Regions from separate parts of the Homo sapiens genome. Here regions 1, 2 and 3 are each linked to region 4. A link is an interaction called in ENCODE POLR2A ChIA-PET data of the cell type or tissue named here. Cell type or tissue: MCF 10A. All regions are shown on one strand.

Region 1 (5,000 bases), 91 kb before region 4:
TTTCTACGGGCCATACCATTACTACTTATTTTATAAGCCATTTTATCTTAACAATTTTCTGAAGTTTTTTAATGTTTCCATTCCCACTAACAATTTCATGTCTTGTAAACTGTTCAAACCAGTAATATATGTACTATTTTGTATCTTTGCTAATATCACTTAGAAAAAATTAGAACCTGATAAGCTCAAGTTTCATAAATAATGTAAACACAAGATAAAATGTCACAGTGCCAGGCTGAGACAGGAGAATGGCGCGAACCTGGGAGGCGGAGCTTGCAGTGAGCCGAGATCGCACCACTGCACTCCAGCCTGGATGACAGAGCGAGACTCTGTCTCAAAAAAAAAAAAAAAAAAAAGTTACAGTGCCAAGATAACTGCCTTATGAGTTAAAACTTTTAAATGAATTCTGCAGTCTCTAATAAGAGTTCACTCAGTATTAAGCCATCCACATAGTAAATAACAATACTGCTTAATTTTTACAATAATACTGTATGTCCTTGTGAATGTCTGAATAGAAATATATTAACTATCGGCCAGGCGCGGTGGCTCACGCCTGTAATTCCAGCACTTTGGGAAGCCGAGGCGGGAGCATCACGAGGTCAGGAGATCAAGACCATCCTGGTCAACGTAGTTAAACCTCGTCTCTACTAAAAATGCAAAAATTACCCGGGCGTGGTGGCGCGCGCCTGTGACCCAGCTACTCGGGATGCTGAGGCAGGAGAATCGCTTGAAACTGGGAGGCAGAGGCTGCAGTGAGCCGAGATCGCGCCACTGCACTCCAGCCAGGCGACAGAGCAAGACTCCGTCTCAAAAAAAAAAAAAAAGAAAATTAAAGAAAAGAAATACATTAACTATCAATAGCAAGTAGAAACCAGTGTAGGGATTGTAAATGATTATACTGCTACTCTTCAGTATAATCAACACACATTGCAGGCCTCCTCTTTAGGGGTATTCCACAAGTTACCAAACTTCCAATATTTTAACGTGATTTTAGGAAAAACTCCATTTCTTACATTAGGAGACATAAATCTCCATAAGACTGGTTTCTATACAACTGCAATAACGTTGTAAATTATCTAAGTTTTGATTTGGGGGAAGAGGAAAAACCCTAAGAACGAAGTACCATGGTTTTCTGTGTTAAATTCTAGAAAGCTATCAAATGTTTAGGATTAAAGCACTACAGTAGACATTTTTTATCACTATGGTTCTAAGACATTAAAATACTTTTAAAATGCTGGTTGAAAATCATATTCTCAAGCACAGAAAAATTAACTGTATTCCAGAGCATTTCCTTGTTTATCTCCTTACCAAGCCTAAAACTCAACTAATCCTTCTTTCAAACAGCTGGCAAACTCCCTTTTCTGAGAGGAGTGACTCATAAGTTATAGGAAATCCACAAAAACTACGATTTTTTCCCCCAACAAACTTAATAACAGGCACAGAAGGGGCGGGGGGGGGGGGGGGCGGAAGGCCAGAAAGAGAACAGACAGAGAAGAGCATTCAGTCTGTTTACTCCAAGGGCGTCACACCGTGCCAATATCCAGAGCTTCCTAAAAGCAAATGTTCAAACTGCAGTTTCTGGACACACTGTCCTAGAAGTTGAACAGATCCTTCAAGCCCATGCACCAAGAAATTCTGAAAATAAATAACTAGGTACTGCAAACCTACTGCACTCCCATCACAGAAATCTTTCAAATTACAAATCCCCTAATTAGGCGCGGAAAAGAACACCGCACTCTTCCCTAAGAAAACCGACACCTCGTTGACCAAAGAGAAAGGAAAGCAAGTTCATCTCCAACATCCAAACCACAAAGCCAGGTTTCTACTAAATAAAGTCCTCAAATACACTCTAATCTGAGATGAGGTAAGGAAGGCTGTGTAATGGTTCTCCTTGCCTGTTGGGAGGGGCAAAGGTTGGCATTCTAGGACAGCAGCTACTCTGCCACATGGGCCTGGTCCTCGGTAATTCCAAGCGTCCCTTCTGCCTCTCCCTTCCCAGAGCAGATGCTTCACCAGCTCCAAAATCCGCCCGACGTTCTTGCCGCCTGGAGGCCCCCACGTTCCCCTCCAGGCTTGGCCTCCCACGCTCGCCCTCGTTCCTGCGACTCTCGGTCCCCGTCGACACCAAAGGAGGAGGCCGCCAAGGCATCCCCGCTGCAAGCCCGCTACCCGCCGACTCACCTGGTCCCCCCTACGTTCAGTTGGACGATCTCGCCGCTGCCGGCCGCCGCCGCGGGGAAGCTGCCGCAGTGCCCTCCCGCCATCTCCGGCGGCTCCGGACGCGCTCGCCGCCCTCCTTCCCCAGCCGGGACCGCCGAGCCCGGGGCTGTAGCCCGAGGCAGCGGCGACGGCTGCAGGGCCAGCGGGGCGGCGGCGGCCGGAGGGCGGGGGGTGCACGGGGCTTCCCCCACCTTCCCGGCGGCCGGGCGGGGCTCGCTAGCTTCTGCCCCTTCCCGGGTCAATCCTGCGGTGCACAAGGGCGGCCCGGCCTCCACCTTTCGCGGCCTCCAGGCCGCCGGGCCGCCCGGGCCTCTTCTCCGTGCTCCGCTGCCACCGACGCCGCCGCAGCCTGCCTGGGAGGAGGGGTCACCGTTCGGGACAAAATACCGCAGCGCTCACGCTTCGCCCGCCACTGCCGCCTAGAATGAGGAGGAGGAGGAGGAAGGAAAGGTCAGGGAGGAGCTTCCCAACGCCGCGGGGCTGGCGCGTAGGGAGGCTAGGGGAATGTGCTCCTGGCCAGCCGCCTGCCCACGCGGGATTCCATTTCGTTCCTCCTCCCCACGCGATCCCAGCCCCTTTCCCTTTTACATTTCAGATTTTCTAAAACGAGGAAGCTGATTCGCAGATTGAGGGCAGATCTGGGCAAACGATCTACGGATCTTTATGACCCACTTTGTCAACATGGATTGGGAAAGGAAAAACTAATCCTAGAGGTAGTAAAAGTTGATGCCTAAATGTAGACAGTGCAAATGCAGGGAACATTTGGAGATTTTAAAACCTTACAGCGTTTACCCCAGAAAACTGCTTACTTTACCCTCTTCAATTTAATCCCCAATCTCCCAAGCAGTTTTTTTGTTTTGTTTTTTGCTTTTGTTTGTTAAGCAGGAAGGAAACCAAAGGACAAAAACCCCTAGACTGTGTAATGCCCAGCAACCTATTTCTGGAATATAGTAAGCACTCAACTAATGTTAGACACACGCAGAAAACACACAATTTTATGCGCTTGTTTATTTATTTGTTTTTGCTTTAAACGGTATCTATTCAAACCCAAAACCTTAGTGGCTATTAAAATATTTTTTAAATCGGAATACTATAATACTTGATGCCCTGCTAACAAAGACTAACAAAGATAGTGCGTTATGTTTCAGAGGTCATTAGTTTGTGGTACTAAATTCTTAACATGAATTGTTTTGTCATAGTTGTATCATAATAATTCAAACTGATAATGTATCTGATGTTAAGTTTTTATTGTCATTGTCATAATTTTTACCAAAAAAATAAAAAATAGCCTCTGGCAAGCATACTAATGTTGTGATATGCTCTATCTAGATTCGACTTGAAAGATGTTAATAGTACATATGGATGTAAGATAAGTATTATTTCTCCCAGTTGATGATAAGCTTAATAATAGCTAATTTGTGTTTATCATATACCCGGTGGTTTAGATATTTTGTCATCTTTCTTCGTCACAACTAATGTTATAATTATTTTTAAAAAAGGAAATTTGGGAATGAAAATGATCAAAAAAACTTGCTCAAAATTACATAGGTAGCAAGTGGGATGGCAGGAATTTCAAGGCAAGCAGCTTGAATTCAAGGCCACTGTTCACCATCCTTACCACTGCATTGTACCTCATTATCTTCACTTTAGACAGGGAAGATGAGTAACAGTTCAGATTAAAGCAGCAGCAACTAGGAATCTAAACCAGGGTGTCCAATCTTTTGGCTTTCCTGGGCCACATTGGAAGATGAATTGTCTTTGGCCACACATAAAATACACTAACACTAACGATAACTGATGAGCTGAAAAAAAGAAAGAAAGAAAGAAAGAAAGTTTATGAATTTGTGTTGGGCCACATTCAAAGCTTTCCTGGGCTGCATGCGACCCATGGGGCTGCAGGTTGGACAAGCTTGCTTTAAACAATGTTAACTGCCTTTGCCCTAACACATAATATCTGGTTCTATCAGGATCTGAAACTTTGCTTTAAAATTTGCAGCGAAGATTTAAGTGGTAAAAGGGCCATTTAATTTTCCTTAGGTCCAAACCTTGGAAGAATATGAAAGAATAGTTGCTAACAGCCTTTGAATCCAAGAGGCAAGTTGGAGTTAGAATAAGGCCTTATAAATTTAAAAATATATATATTTGTGAAAGGCTTCTTATTTTTCCTGAAATAAATGAAACCGTGTTCATTTTATTATACTGTACTTAAAAATTAGGAGAACATCTCTTCAAGAGAAGGAAAAGTTCTCAGTATTTTATAAGACAAATGGTCATGACTTCTTGATATGTCCAGAACAATATAGAGATATCTGAGGCATTTCTTGCTCATAAAACTTAAAGTTAGGGTGTGACTTAATTTTTAAGAATAAATTGGAACACCATTAACAAAAACAAATAGCAGAATGAGAAAAGATATTTGCAACATATATCAAATGATTGAAAATATATAATATCTGATCATATATGTATATATTATTCTACAAATAAATTGAGAAAACAAGTAATGAAAAATATGGAAAGAATATCAACAGCCAATTGATAAAAACACTAAAATGCTTATTAAAACAACAGAAAGCTGGGTGTAGTGGCTCACACCTGTAATCTCAGCACTTCGGGAGGCCGAAGTGGGTGGATCACGAGGTCAGGGGTTCGCGACCAGCCTGGCCAATATGGTGAAACCCCGTCTCTGCTAAAAATACAAAAATTAGCCAGGCGTGGTGGTGCGCGCCTGTAGTCCCAGCTACTGGGGAGGCTGAGGCAGGAGAATCGCTTGAATCTGG
Region 2 (5,000 bases), 55 kb after region 4:
AGGGAGGTAAGGGAAGACAAAAGTTTTGAAAGGAAAAATGACATAATTGTTTTGAGATAATTATCCTTGGCCTCAAAGATCAATAACAAGGGTGGCACCAGTTCAAGGTTGGACAGGCAGTTGCTGGGCAGATGTCCCTGCAGAAGTATTTTTTTGTGTGTAAAATTGTGATGGCCTTTGTGCAAGTTCACAGTTTTTAGTCTTTTGTGATAGTTTCTGTTATGGGGCATTTATTTGTGAGAATCCTTCTCTCCACGGCCTTCCCTGTTTCTATCTGCCAGGGTGTTTTTTGTTCTATGTGTGAGTGTGTGTGCATTTTTACACAAGTGACTCTATTTTGATCTTGACAAATTTCACAAAGCAAGGGAACCTCTTCCCTTGGGATAGGAAATAAAAAAGAAAGAAAAGACAAAAGGGCTTGGACTGATGAGAAATGATGATGAAAGGGCTTTTCTTAGGAGGCTTCTCATTTTACAATAAGGAAAGAGAGTGCAATCCTTTGAGAGTCAGGAAGGGTAAAATGTGGGTTGGAGGGAGAGTGAGATGTAGAACAGAAAAATGTATGTGGCGAAGGAGAGGTCTGTGTCTGAGGTATTTGGAGAACCCCTTGTTTGTGCCTATGAACTGTTCTTCTGGTAATTTAAAAAAATCCTGAAATCCAAGTGATTTTTATCTTGAGATTAAGTTAGATGGCTGAAATACAAAAATGATATCCCAGTCCACATCCTTGTCTGTATGACTTTCATAAGCAGCCATTATTAGAGTCCTGCAAAGCTTCTACTGAAAGAACAGATTTTATTGTAGTTAGATGACTTTTCAAAGTATCAAGGAAATATGAAATCAAAATAGATATAAGTAATTCTAAATCAGACTCCCCATCTATACACAATGAAACCAAAGAAGAGGAAGACAGACTGGAAATGCTTTCTTAAAACAAGAACATTTCACTCTCAGTATAAAGATTTTAGTGTCTGACCCTGCCCCTAAACAAAAGTCTCTAAAAATATTTATTTGAAATTATAAGACAAGAGATAAGATTATTTGAAGATGAAAGAGCTAGAGGATAATGTTTGGATTGTCATGACAGTATTTTCTAGACATTCTATTTATAAGTAAAAAAAATCAGAATTTGTAGCTGAAGCTTAAAATATGTTGTTCAAAATATCTTAATGCACACTTGCTGCTGCATTTGTCTTTTAAAGTTGCATATTTAAAAATAGGCAAAATAATGTTTCATCTTAAAATGCTTAACTTTTACATTATTTTTATATGTTTAGGTTGTATTTTTCAATGATACTTTATTCCATTTTTATCACCTAATGGTTATATCAGAATTAGAAAATGTGTTTAAGATTTATATCTACATTAATTTACATTTTTATTTAAGTTTTTTTCTGTTTAAAATCTATTATATTTTTAATTTCATTGGTTTTTAAAAATATGAATCCTGAGTACTTTTAAAAATGAAATATTGGCATTAGTGTGGTATTTCAAAATTATAGTGAATAAATACCAAAATGCTAGTTTGTTATTTTTGCGGCAGTAATCCAATCTGAGCAATTGAAGAGACTAGCATTAAAATGACTGATCATGAGTCATTTTTGACATTAATTAAAGCCAAAGGCATCTAATAAACTGAGGGCAGAGGGAGGGGCATTGAAGCTGGAATCTAGTTAAAACAGGCTATAATTCTCTCAGCTGCTATATCAGCCAAGGGCCAGTTGGAGGAATAAGAATCACTTTGGCAATTTTAAGTGAAAAGTGGCTTACTACAGAGAATTAGATGCTTAAATAAATCACTGCAAAGGTTGAAAGGAATGGGCACTAGGTTATGTCCCTAGGGAAGACTTGTAGAATGAAATGGCTAAGCTGACCTGCCAACAAAGCAGCCACCCTCTATTACAGTTAGAAAGTTGGGGGATCATCATCCCTGGTGCCTGTAATTCCAGCTACTCGGGAGGCTGAAGCGGGAGAATTGCCTGAACCCAGGAGGTGGAGGTTGCAGTGAACTGAGATGGCACCATTGTACTCCAGCCTGGGTGACAGAGCAAGACTCCATCTAAAACAAACAAACAAAACCCAAGAAAAGAAAAGAGGATCAGGAGGGCTGCTAGAATTGATGAGTTCAAGAGCAATCTGCTGTAGTTGAATCCAGGATCAGGAGGCTCCCACTTTTACTGCTCCAGCTGCCTCTTGACACCAACAAAGTTGGCACCGGGATGCCAGAAAACTGATTTGATTCCAGTTGCCACCAACACTACTGCAACTGCTTTTCAGTACCCACAAAGCTAGTGACTGAACATTGATACGCCACTGCAGAAGAACCTATGTCTCCATATTTTTGTGTGCCAGAAGCAACTTCCAAAAGCACAAGGATTTCAACCTCTGTCTTACTTCTGCTTCCAAATCTTACATGAATGGATCTAACTGGCAAAACCAAAATCACATCCAGAACTCAGTTGTGAGTGTGGGAGATACTGATTCTGGTTTTCAGTGTCCACAGTTCAGGAAGCTACAACTAGAAAGAAGGTACAACTAGAAAGAAATATAGTTGAGCAAATCAGTCCACCATATCCACCACAGCTGGGATGATAAAACTATAGCATAAGGAGCACATATTAATATTTACTGTTATGACATAATGGAAAATTACCCAAAGGAGACCGATGTCTACTTATATAAAGTATCTAAAGTAATCAAACTCATTGAAACAGAAAGTAGGTGATTGTCAGGGGCTGCAGGGAGGGGGAAATGGAGAGTTGTTCACTGAATATAGAATGTCAGCCATGGCATATGAAAGTACTAGAGAGATGTTATATGACAAAACGCATATAGTTAATAATACTATAATGTACACTTAAAGCTGTTAAGAGGGCACATTTATGCTATGTTTTCTTTTTTATTACAAAAAATAATAAAAGAAAAAAAGAAAAGAGAGGCCTATGTAGTTCAGAGACTTGGCAGTAGCCTGAAAATTCTGGTTATAATAATCATTATTTATGATGATTTATACTTGAAATGATGCATGTCAGCTATTCTCACTGTAGATTCAAATGTCAAGTGTTTGGACTTAGTTTGCAGTCTTTTTTTTTTTTTTTGTAATGTTAGGGATAAAAAATCACATCAAAGCAAAATCTTCCTACAAATGCAATTTTTGATTATTTCATAATTTTAAAAAATAATTAACTGGCCCTCAAGTTAAAATAGAACATCTTCCCAAGAATCTCTGGAAACTAATTCAGAGTACTGGTATCATATTTTACTTAAGCAGTTCTGTTTATATGGAATTTAAAAGGTATGAGATGGTATTTCCAAATTAATCAGCAAAATAGAACAGATATAACACAGAATGTTTTAATTACTTATTTACAAAAACATTAATTGTGAAGTTTTCACTATTGTGAAACTTGTCATTTTTTTTTTTGTATCTAAAGCACGTCTGAAAATTTAAATTACATAGATACAGCAGGAGGACCAGATTTATCTTTGCACCTAGATACTTATTTTATGTGTAAAAGGGCCAAGCGCCTAAGGCAGAAAATTAAATCCCTTCTGGAGATTTTTAATGGCTATAATCTTGTAATCCCAGACAGCCAAATCCTTATAAACTTCATTTTAAGAATTGTTTTAGTATTTCATGGATTTTGTTTTGTTTGTAGACTTGTAGGTTAATTGATTTTTGGAGGGAAAATAAGGATATAAATTTTTAGTTATTTTATCATTATGAAGTTCAAAGAAGTGAATTAACCCAATGATCAAGAGTTCTATATCATAAAGCCTACATAAATTTATTAGGAGTATTTATTTTTAATTTGTGAATTATATTTTATTTGTAATTTCTAGATTTGATTTTTCTAAATATTATTTTCAATTTTCAAATATGGTGGCAATATCTTTGGGAAAGTCAAAAATGGAAATTACATGGTCCATTGCATATATTGAGAAGTAATACTTTCCTTAATCAAAGAATATGAAATTCTATTGCATTGTTTTATTCAGTCTAAGCTTCTGCTTTTTCCAGGGATATGGTTAATAGCTTTTAAAGAGGAAGTTTATCCTCCTACCCCTCTCTGGGATGGAAGTTCTTAGCATATTACAAAAAAGAAACAATTTCCTAACTGTTCTCTGACCTCACCCCCTCAAAGGTTCAGTTTCTAAACAAAAGGCATTTTAGTACGCAGATATAGATTTTGCAGATGTTTCTTATCTCAGTAAAACTGACAGCAAAGGTCAAGTTTAGGATGATCTCTTTAAACTCACTGGATTCCCTCATCCTTAGGTCTGTTTTATTCTTCTTTACAGATAATTTGACAATTCCCAGAGCTGAACCAGACAATACAAAGACTCTGTCTAAATCACAGGCAAACTCTTGGAAGGAAAATTAAAATTTCAGTCCATTATATGATATCCAGATATCTGGATGTTTGATATGGGGCAGACAACACATCTGAATGTTGCTGTCTGTGCCAAGACCGTGGGTGGCAGCAGAGGTAGAGAGAAAGAAGAACCAGGACTACAAGAATGGAGAGGAAACCAGGAAAGGAGGAATGGGGAGAGGGAACAGGCCAGACCACACACAGGAAGTTCCTGGAATACTGAGGTTGAGGAAGAGAGGTGAAGCTTGCAAAGGGGCTGAAGGTCAAAGCAAAGCCAGATTATTTAGGCAAATGTTAGGTTTTGGCTTTGTTGAAATGAACAATAGATTCTTCTAATGTTATCAATAATGCAGCACCAAGGATTTTCAAACCTTTTTTAACAAATGAAAAGTCAAGAAACTAATTGCATCAGTTTTTTTCTAGATCACTTAAGATTTTTCATATTTTCCTGACTGTAGGATCAACGATCAGCCTTTTGTTCAATCACCTCTGTCACAGGACTAAGTGGTTCAAAGGCATCCAGGTTCCACAGAAAGTGACAGTCACACTAGTAGATATCAAATCTTTGTTTTCAAATTAAAAGTCTCTTCAGAGGAGTGGCAAATTAAGTCAATAACGATATAG
Region 3 (5,000 bases), 340 kb after region 4:
TCAGGAGATTGAGGCAGGAGAATCACTTGAACCTAGGAGGTGGAGGTTGAAGTGAACCGGGGTCATGCTACACCTGGGCGACAGAGTGAGACTCTGCCTCCAGAAGTAAAAAAAAGGTGGTAACATTATACACTATTTTGAATGATCACATTTTGGATTATCTAAATATCATTAAAATAACTGGTTGGTAGGCCAGGCACGGTGGCTAACGCCTGTAATCCCAGCACTTCGGGAGGCTGAGGTGGGTGGATCATGAGGTCAAGAGATTGAGAACATCCTGGCCAACATGGTGAAACCCCGTCTCTACTAAAAATACAAAAATTAGCTGGGCATGCTGGCACGTGCCTGTAGTCCCAGCTACTCGGGAGGCTGAGGCAGGAGAATTGCTTGAACCCAGGAGGCGGAGGTTGCAGTGAGCCGAGATCACGCCACTGTGCTCCAGCCTGGGTGACAGAGCAAGACTCCATCTCAAAAATAAATAAATAAATAAATAAAATAAAAAATAACTGGTTGGCCATTTCATTAAATTAAAATAAAAATTAACTAGGTGAAGAAATAGTCAAGTGTGACACAGTCTTGTGGGAATAACTGGTTTGGGACTGAATTTTGTACATTCAAACTATGCTAAACAATTTTTTTTTTAATTTTTATATTATAAAAATTAGGGGTATGAATTAAAGCTATAAGAAACAATCAATTTTATTTTTTAAATATTAGTGGCAGAAATAAATATGTAAAAAATAATATTGGCTTACACTAATAATAAAATAATAAAAATTAGTCAATAATAAAGTTAGCTTACCCTAAAAATTAGTATACAGTCATTCAATATACAAACTATTTTCATATATGCAGCCTCATTTAGTCTTCACAACTCTTGAGAAATACTAGCCCCAGTTGACAAATGAGAAAATTAAGGATAATAGAACTGTGATTTGCCCAGAATCACACTAGCTTTGCCTAGCTAGTGGCAAAGACAAAACCCTGAACCTAAGTTTTCTGAAGTGAAATCTGATGTTCCTTGTACTGTATCACTCCTTTAAAAAAATGTAGAGTTATTTTCCTTCTAAGCAGCATAAGCAAAACTAGTCTGCATCAATATGTACAGCACATGATTTTAGTTGTAGTATAATGCTAATTAGGAGGTCATGTCTGCAGTCTTTTTTTCCATCAAGTTAAAACATAGCTTCACAAAGTTGTCTACAGGTACCACTGAAATTATCTATTAAAACATGTATGCTTTAAACATAGGCTATTTAGGCTGAATATGACTTATTTCATATTCCTCATGATACTATAATTTATAATAAGAAATATATATATATATAGGTCTTCATCCCAAGTTCCTGGCACAGAGCCCCCTAAAACCCTTGTAATTTCTAGAGCAAAAGGGTTACTAGGAGGATCTTTTATTCTAATAATCGGTCTTTGATCCTGGTTCTTGACACAGAGCTCCAATCCCTTAGAATTTCCTGGGTGATAGGAGCATCTTTTGTTCTAATGAGGTGATTCTTACTGGGTTCCTGGATAGCTTCAGGATGGCGGCTGGTCACCAGAAAAAAAACAAGCCATGACTACAAGTTTGGAACTTTCAGCCCCATCGCAATTCTCCAGAAAGGTGAGAAGAACTGGAGACTGATAATCAACCACACTTAGATGATGAAGCTTTCATAAAAATCTCTGAACTATGGGGTTTGGAGAGCTTTGGGGTTGCAGAACACATGGATGTATCCCAGAGAGGTTGTGGAACCTCCTCACCCCTTCCTACATCCCTTTCCCTATGTATGTCTTTCATCTGTATCCCTTGTAATACCCTTTGTAATAAACTGGTAAATGTCAGTAAACTATTCCCTGAGTTCTGTGAGCTGCTCCAGATGAAACCCAGGGAGGCTCGAACTTGTGACCAGCATGTGGAGTGGGGACAGTCTTGCGGGACTGAGCCCTTCACCTGTGGGATCTGATGCTAATTCCAGGTAGACAGTGTCAGAATTGAATTGAAGTAGAGGAAACCCAGCTGGTGTCCAGTGGAGAACTGCAGAAAAATCCCACACATCTGGTGTCAGAAATGCCCTGTGTCAAGTCGTAAGAACACAGTGGGAGAATTTTTTTTTTCTTTTACACCCTTACTTTCATTTTTTCTTCTCTAACTGCTTGGCTTTGGCAATTTCACTCTTTGTTAGCATCTTCAATAAGGGATATTTACGCCTAGAGGGGAGAGGTAGGACACACCAACCAAACTTGGCCTCTTGTTTGTTGTTTTTGCTTTAAAATTAAAGTTGGAAGGGGAAGAAATTTAAGATTAGCAATTAATGTGCATTTTTGGATAACCTGTGGCTTTCAGTAGTTCATATCATCACTAGTCCTCCCAATGCTCTGTTAGAACCAAGAGTTGGCTGTATGGAATTCCTTTCCATTTGGAATAAGTCACGTCAGCATTGTACTTTAGGTGCACATAAACCACAATAGTTAAACATGAACTTCATTTGGCACAGGTACTTTTTTTGTAAACATCATGCAATATGCACCCTACCACATAAATAACAATGCCAATTTTCCAAGAGTAAGTAAGATTGCACAAGTCTAAAATTAAAAAAAAAAAAAGAATTAGGAAGAAAACAAACATGCAGCCTAATTACCAGCTGAAAGTAGACAGGCCTGAACATTGCCACATTCCTTTCTTATCAAACAAAACACCCGAGACACATAGAAAAAAAGTTTCTGATAATCATTACACCTAGTTTTAATCACATTCAGAGCAATACTTGGATGTCTGGTGGTCAGTCAGATGCTCTGCAAAATCTATAATCTAGAATGAACAGCTCTGCATTTCAGAAGTTAGGAAGGGGGAATGACAAGAAAAAATAGGTTCTGTATTTATTCAGGGCATGAACTTCATGACTATTCCTTGCTTCCAATTTTTGGATAATTTCAAGATCACAACATTTAACAGTGATTGCTTTTCAGACGATTAAAATATGCTATTGAAAACTTTTCAAAATTATTCAGGAATGGGTGAAAGTGTGTTTTGTTTCAGAATACAAGCAATTCCTGACTTGAATTACACTAGAGATATGGGCAACTATGATGCTGCTACCCAATATGCAAACTTTCTCTTGCTGAAGCTTCTGTTAGATCTATAATATATTGTTATGTTTTCTCCTGTTACCAAAAACAAACAAAAAAACCCAAAACAAAACAAATTATGCCTAACTTCTGGGAAGATTATATCCCTAATGTTCTCAAATCCCTTTACAGCTAGCACAGGATTCTGGGTACTAGGTGCTCTTCTTGCCTGATGTAACATACATAGGCAATGAGAAGAGAAGACTAATCTATTTCATTATTGCTTTGGAGTCTACAATACTATTTATGTAGTAATTCAGCTTTATTCCCTATCAAATATACTTTTTCACTCTGCCAACTTAGCTATCATTCATAAGAAATTTTCTCTGAGAAACACATTTTAACTTAGAAAATAAATAAGCCTACATGAAGATTTTTGAGTGGCAGGAGCAAACGTTACTAATAATATTCCGATATGGGTTTTGTTTTCATTAATTTAAGTAGATGGGATAAATAACACAAAATAAAAGACCCAAATTTAATTTCAATTTTTGTATTTCAAATACACAATACTGAAAGTACATATTTTGGAAAAATAATCATCTACTTTCACGAGCTTGCATAAAGAAAAATGCAATGAGATTGTAGAGTAGGAACTGGAAGTCACCTTGCAAAATTCATTGTCTTTTAAGCTGCCTGAGAGAACCTCAATGGACTCCCAAAATCCAATACACAATTCTCTGAGAACATGCAAGAGACTAGTGAAATGCCACAGAGTTATGAGTGTACTAAGTTAATAAGTTAGCACCCAACAGGCAGAGCTACAATGACGACATCCTTTGGGAAAAGGCTTACTGACAAATTCCACACCACTGCTTCAGGTCCATTCATTTCCAAGTTCAGGCAGTGGCTTCTGTGGTCATAAAGTTGAACAGAAAACACAATTTTTCCTCATCCTTTCAAGTTATAGTTTTGTCCCACATCCAACAGAAAGAAAGGTATTAGACTCCCTGCTGAAAACAAGCATAGGCTTTGCGGTGTTCAGTATACTTTCTGTATTTCCAAAAGTGACTCCTTTTTATCTGGAATTGCTTGTTAAAATTACTGCAAACTTTTAATTTTCTTCCTGGTGTTTTTTTGTTTTGTTTTGTTTTCGTAATTACTTAAGCATTATACCAAACTGGAAAAATACAAGTTTGCAGTAAGTCTGTGATTGTTATCATAATAGCTTTAGCAATTCAATCTAGGTAAAAGCCAACTGAAAGCCCCAGTGGCAGGTTCAAAATATAGAAACAAAAATACAAACAGAAAATCACAGAAACTGTTTAGCCAAATTCAATCTCTACACTCCGGTGATAGAAAATAAGAGTCATTTGAAAATATGAGAAATGTTGCTCTAAGGAAAAATTAAGTTTTTCATTAAGACTGAAGAGAAATGCTTTGGTATCTTAAAGTCACTGTAGACCATAGTGGCCTTCTTGTTATTTGCATTCTGACACTCAGATATAATAATTGAGTGATAAATGCAGGCAACTCCTAACCCTGACATTGCAGTTTACTTTCCACTGGAGAATATTTTATTGTTTTAAATATAATTATATTAAATTATATTAACATATAACTAGATTAATATATAATTATAATTAATATAATTTTATATATTAATAATTTGCATACATTAATATCAATATATAATTTATATAAAATAATATATGAATATAATACATAATAATATAATTATATAAAATATAAATATACTAATTACATATTACTATATCAATAAAATTAATATGTAATATATAATAAATTGATATTATATTTATATAATTATAAAAATTATAATTTTAATGCTTCCAAGTAATAAAATCTTCTTACATTTTATTCTAATCTTTAAATTGGTCTTGAAATAGAATACAGTTGTCCATACGTCATTTTTG
Region 4 (5,000 bases):
GACTTTGGAACTGGGTAATGGGCAGAGGGTGGAAAAGTATGGGGGACTCAGAAGAAGAAAAGAGGATGAGGGAAAATTGGGAACTTCATAGAGACTTGTTAAATTGTTGTGACCAAAATTCTGATAGTGATATGGACAATGAAGTCCAGGCTGAGGAGGTCTCACATGGAAAAGAAGAATTTATTGGAAACTGCAGTAAAGGTTACTGTTGCTGTGCTTTAGCAAAGAGTCTGGAGGCATTGTGCCCCTGCCCTAAGGATTTGTAAAACTTTGAAATTGAGAATGATGATTTAGGGTATCTGGTGGAAGAAATTTCTCAGCAGCAAAGTGTTCAAGATGTGACCTGGCTGTTTCTAACAGCCATGCTAATACACATGAGCAAAGAAATAACCTGAAACTTGAACTTATATTTAAAGGGGAAGCACAGCATAAAAGTGGAAAATTTGCAGCCTGGGCATGTGGTAGGAAAGAAAAACCTTTTCTTTCTGTGGAGAAATTCAAACAGGCTGCATAAATTCACATAACTAAAAGAAATGCAAGTGCTGATAGCCAAGACAATGGGGAAAAAGCCTGGAAGGCATTTTAGAGAACTTCTGGCAGTTCCTCCCATCACAGGCCCAGAGGCCTAGGAGGGAAGAGTGGTTTTGTGGGCCAGGCCCAGGGCCCTGCTGCTCTGAGCAGCCTTGGGACACTGCTCCTTGCATCACAGCTGCTCCAGCATCAGCTGTGGCTAATAGGGGCCCAGGTGCAGCTTGGTCTCCTGCTTCAGGGGCTGCAAGCTATAAGCCTTGGTGACTTTCATATTGTGTTAAGCCTGTGGGTGCACAGAATGCAAAAGGAGAGGCTTGGGAGCCTCTGCCTAGATTTCAGAAGATGTATGGAAAAGCCTGAATGTTCAGGCAGAAGCCTGATGCAGGGGCAGAGCCCTCATGAACGTCTACTAGGGCAGTGTGGAGGGGAAATATGGGTTGGAGCCCCCACAGAGAGTCCCCACTGAGGCACTGCCTAGTGGAACTGTGAGAAGAGGGCTCCCATCCTTCAGACCCCAGAATAGCAGATCCACCAACAGCTTGCACCATGCACCTAGAAAAGCCACAGGCACTTAATACCAGCCCCTGAGAGTAGCTGCAGGGGATGGACTCTGCAAAGCCACAGGGATGGAGCTGCCCAAGGCTTTGGGAGTCCACCTCTTTAACCAGTGTGCCCTGGATGTGGGACATGGAGTCAAAAGAGATCATTTTGGAGCTTTAAGATTTAATGACTGTCCTGCGGGATTTCAGACTTGCATGGGGCCTGTAGCCCCTTTCCTCTGTCTGATTTCTCCCTTTTGGAAAGGGGAAAATTACCCCATACTTGAACTCGCATTGTACCTTGGAAGTAACTAACTTGTTTTTGGTTTTACAGGCTCATAGGCAGAAGAAACTAGCCTTATTTCAGATGAGACTTTGGACTATGGACTTTTGAATTAATACTGAATTAGTTAAGACTTTGGGGTACTGTTCATTGCACTTTGAAATGTGAGAAGGACATGAGATTTGGGAGGGGCCAGGAGTGGAATGATATGGTTTGTATCTGTGTCCCCACCCAAATCTCAGGTTGAAATGTAATCCCTAATACTAGAGGTGGGGCCTGGTGAGAGGTGATTGGATCATGGGTGCAGTTTCTCATGATTAACATGATCTTCATTTGTGCTGTTGTTGTGATAGTGAGTTCTCATGATGTGGTTGTTTAAAAATGTGTGGCACCTCCCCCCTTCTCTGTCTTCCTCCTGCTCTGGCCATGTAAGATGAGCTTGTTTCTCCTTTGCCATCTGCCATGTTTGTAAGTTTCCTGTGGAACCCTGAGCCAATTAAACCTCTTTTCTTTATAAATTACCTAGTCTCAGGTATTTCTTTATAGCAGTGTGAGCATGAACTAATACAGGTAGGTTGCCTTTTCACTCTGTTGATTGCATCTTTTGTTGTGTAATTGTCTTTTGAGAAGATACTCTTGCTTGTTTGTGCAGCTGTGGCTTTTCTTATTGAATGTATGTTACGTCAATTTTTTGATGATTGATTGTGTTCCTGTTTAAAGCTGTTGAGGATATTTAAGATTTTTGCTTGTTGGTTGGCCTCAAGATTTGGAACAATGCCATTCCTCCAGGCTGCCACAAAATGCCCTGTCACTATTGCAATTTATAATCTATCCACATACCATGTAAAGTATTTTCTGTTTTCCAGTTGTGAATCACTTCTTTTTGTCCACAGTTAAACAGCTCATTGGACATTGCCTATAGCTGATTCTTTACATTCTCCAGTGCAGATTGGTTTTACCATAAAGTACTGGAAAATTGTACATATCAAAGATCTCATTCCTGGTGATTTTGTGCTGTCATTGATTATAAAGTTAGAAATACTTTTTAAAGCCATAAACTATGTAAATTCAGAATCTTATTTTACTTTTTCTGGAAGATGTTTAGTGAATGCTGAATCACTGTCATTAATCACTAAATATAATCTTTGTGGTCAGCCCAAGGATCCTAGCTTGGAACACTCTATCCTTAGTTGCCTTCATGGCACATTCCTTTGGATCTCTGCTCATTTATCATCTTTTCATTAAAGCCTTTCCTTATCCTCACTTCACCCAACTTCCAAGCTGGCACTCCTTATAAACCTCACTTTGCATAGTTTTTGACAATAGTTCATATTCAAAAAATGACCTATACAGTAGTTCCTCACTTAACGTTGTTGACAGGTTCTTGTAAACTGTGACTTTAAGCCAAACCACCTATAACAAAACCAGTGTTACCATCAGCTAATTGATATAAACAAGAGCTAAGTTGCTATGGCATATTTCTTGTCACAAAAACACCACTGAACTTCTTAATAAGGACCAAAACACTTCTAATATTAAATATTGAAATAAACATGAGCTGTTCATACATTTAAGAAAATTTAATCAAAACAATCAAGGTAATTATTTACTGAAGTTTGGTGAATCAGTGATTGATGGCGGTCATAATGGTGGTGGGTTAAACCAAGAAATAAATGTCTGTGAAGTGAAAATTGGAAGGAGAACCTCCTAACACCATGTAGTTCAAAAACAAACAATTGCATATAGGCAGGCTCACTAAGGGCCTGCCTCATTTATTGTCATGCATTAGTATGTTTATCTTAGACATGAAAATTTATTTTTCGACAATAATTTGTACTCATTTTCTGTCACACTTAACTCCAGTTCAGGGTTGCAGGTGGCTGGAGTCCATTCCAGTAGCTCAGATGCAAGACAGGAACCAGCCTTGGACAGGCTGCCATTCCACTGTAGGGTGCACTCACACACACCGACACACTCTCACTGGGACCATGCAGGAACACTGATTCACCTAACGGGCACAGCTTCGGGATGTGGGAGGAAACCGGAGTACCCGGAGAAAACCCACACAAATGTGGAGAGAATGTACAAACTCTGCACAGGCAGAGTCCTCCTCCGGGAATCCAGTTCTTTTCTCATCAACCTTATAATCAAATGACATTGAACGAAGTGATACAATTTGAGGACATGCTGTATATTTATTACTTATTTGTTTATAGCCTGACAGGTAATATATTGTAATATGTACTACTGTCTCTAGTGTTTAAAATGTTTAAAACAATGTCTGTAGTATTTAAGGAAGAGGATATTTCATTTTCTGCTCTATTCCTAACCCTTAGAACTATGCCTGGCAAGTAGCGAATATCCAGAGTATAACTATTAATTAGATGAATGAATAATAAAAGAGACTAATTACTCACAGACCCATACTTTTGCTGGAGCCTGCCACCATACTATGGACCTTTTGGTTCATTCCTTGCTTTGAGGATAAATGCCTCAGTGGACAGAGGGTAGCTTAAGTAACAGAATTTAGTGCTAGCTTCTCAACCTGTAGTCTTGATAGAAATTCAGTTTGAGTGTTTCATTATTGGAACATATGACATATAAGATATATCTTCTTCAGATTTATCATCTAATTCAAAATATCTTTTTGTTTTGGTAAAGTCCAACAATAAACAGATGTGACTGGCCTTACGGATTAAACTACCTTTTGCCTACTTAGGTAGGTGTCATGGTATGTATTTAGGCTAGGATTATAGAGATTTAAGCAAGAATAAATGGGCTTAAACTGAGTGAAAGAATTTTATTAACTACAGCAAGCTTCCCTGATTATCATAGTGATTTAAAAACTGCAAACTGCACAGTAACAGTTGTTTCCTAACGAGTCCTCAGCATGTGCCAGACATGGTGGGAAGAGGCTTATATCTCACGTAATACTCGTGACAGCCACATGAAGGAATTCAAATGTGAACTCCCATTCACATCTAACAGATGAGGAGCCAAGGCTCAAAGAATGGTATGAAACTTGTCCATGGCCAAGGTCTGGGACCTGGCAGAGCTGGAATTTACAATCTGATGCTCTTGACTGCAAATTTTGTCGTCCTGACCTCTGTGCATTTCTGTTTATGCTATTACTGAGAGAGAACAAAACCTGTCTACTCTCAAAGAACAACTCAACAAAATAAATAGAATTGACCTGGAAATATAAAAGAGAATGACTTGTTTTAATTAAAAATCATCCTTCTTTTATAAGTCTTGACCTATACAGACCACTACTCTGTCTTTTATGGTTCTCATAACCTCCTCACTTTCTCTCTGTGCTTTGTGCAATTTCTGCCTGAGACACTGTCAGAAGAGCAGTTTCCTCAAAAACCAGAAGACACTGTACACCGAGAAGATGACTTTAATAGAAGTGGGAAAGAGGGCAATTTGTCTTATGTTTAATTTCATGATAATAGACTGATCCTATTGATGGAAAAGTTTACCTTAAACCTCTCCTTTCCCCATCCCATTTTTCTCACAAAAATAGCATCCCTCACTCCAGGCTTTCCTAAGTATTCTATAAAAAAATAGTCTTTTTGAAACTCAGACTTGAAGACAGTGCTTAAAAATCAATAAATAAAAGATAGGTTATGAACCTGATCCATTAG

Evidence for each region. ChIA-PET counts read pairs that join two places held together with the same protein. Peaks named below come from ENCODE experiments on the same cell type or tissue, not always from the same donor. Only the 100,000 strongest peaks of a DNase experiment are listed, where the experiment ranks them.
Region 1: POLR2A ChIA-PET joins it to region 4 with 11 read pairs; 2 of 35 experiments call an interaction of 5 or more read pairs at or near these places.
Region 2: POLR2A ChIA-PET joins it to region 4 with 11 read pairs; 2 of 35 experiments call an interaction of 5 or more read pairs at or near these places.
Region 3: POLR2A ChIA-PET joins it to region 4 with 10 read pairs; 2 of 35 experiments call an interaction of 5 or more read pairs at or near these places.

The regions. Positions count from the first base shown.
Region 1 is chr1:215,564,950-215,569,949 of GRCh38, reverse strand. KCTD3 (potassium channel tetramerization domain containing 3) reads right to left here and starts at 2,646. Exons shown (of 18, transcript NM_016121.5): 1 at 2,182-2,646. The coding sequence starts at 2,264. It overlaps LOC124904599 (a long non-coding RNA gene), which reads left to right and starts at 2,593. Exons shown (of 2, transcript XR_922599.2): 1 at 2,593-2,670; 2 at 2,816-3,523. RefSeq lists an enhancer at 1,572-2,432 and a silencer at 2,245-2,514. In MCF 10A, no CTCF peak of the experiment used is centred here; DNase peaks (open chromatin) are centred at 229, 1,489, 1,929 and 2,669.
Region 2 is chr1:215,418,605-215,423,604 of GRCh38, reverse strand. LOC124904598 (a long non-coding RNA gene) reads right to left here and starts at 5. Exons shown (of 3, transcript XR_007067047.1): 1 at 1-5. In MCF 10A, no CTCF peak of the experiment used is centred here; no DNase peak of the experiment used is centred here.
Region 3 is chr1:215,131,223-215,136,222 of GRCh38, reverse strand. The region is part of intron 3 of KCNK2 (potassium two pore domain channel subfamily K member 2); the gene reads right to left. Among named protein-coding and RNA genes, the nearest start is that of KCNK2, 51 kb to the right of the region's middle. In MCF 10A, no CTCF peak of the experiment used is centred here; a DNase peak (open chromatin) is centred at 2,462.
Region 4 is chr1:215,473,477-215,478,476 of GRCh38, reverse strand. No RefSeq gene overlaps it. Among named protein-coding and RNA genes, the nearest start is that of KCTD3, 91 kb to the left of the region's middle. In MCF 10A, no CTCF peak of the experiment used is centred here; a DNase peak (open chromatin) is centred at 2,126.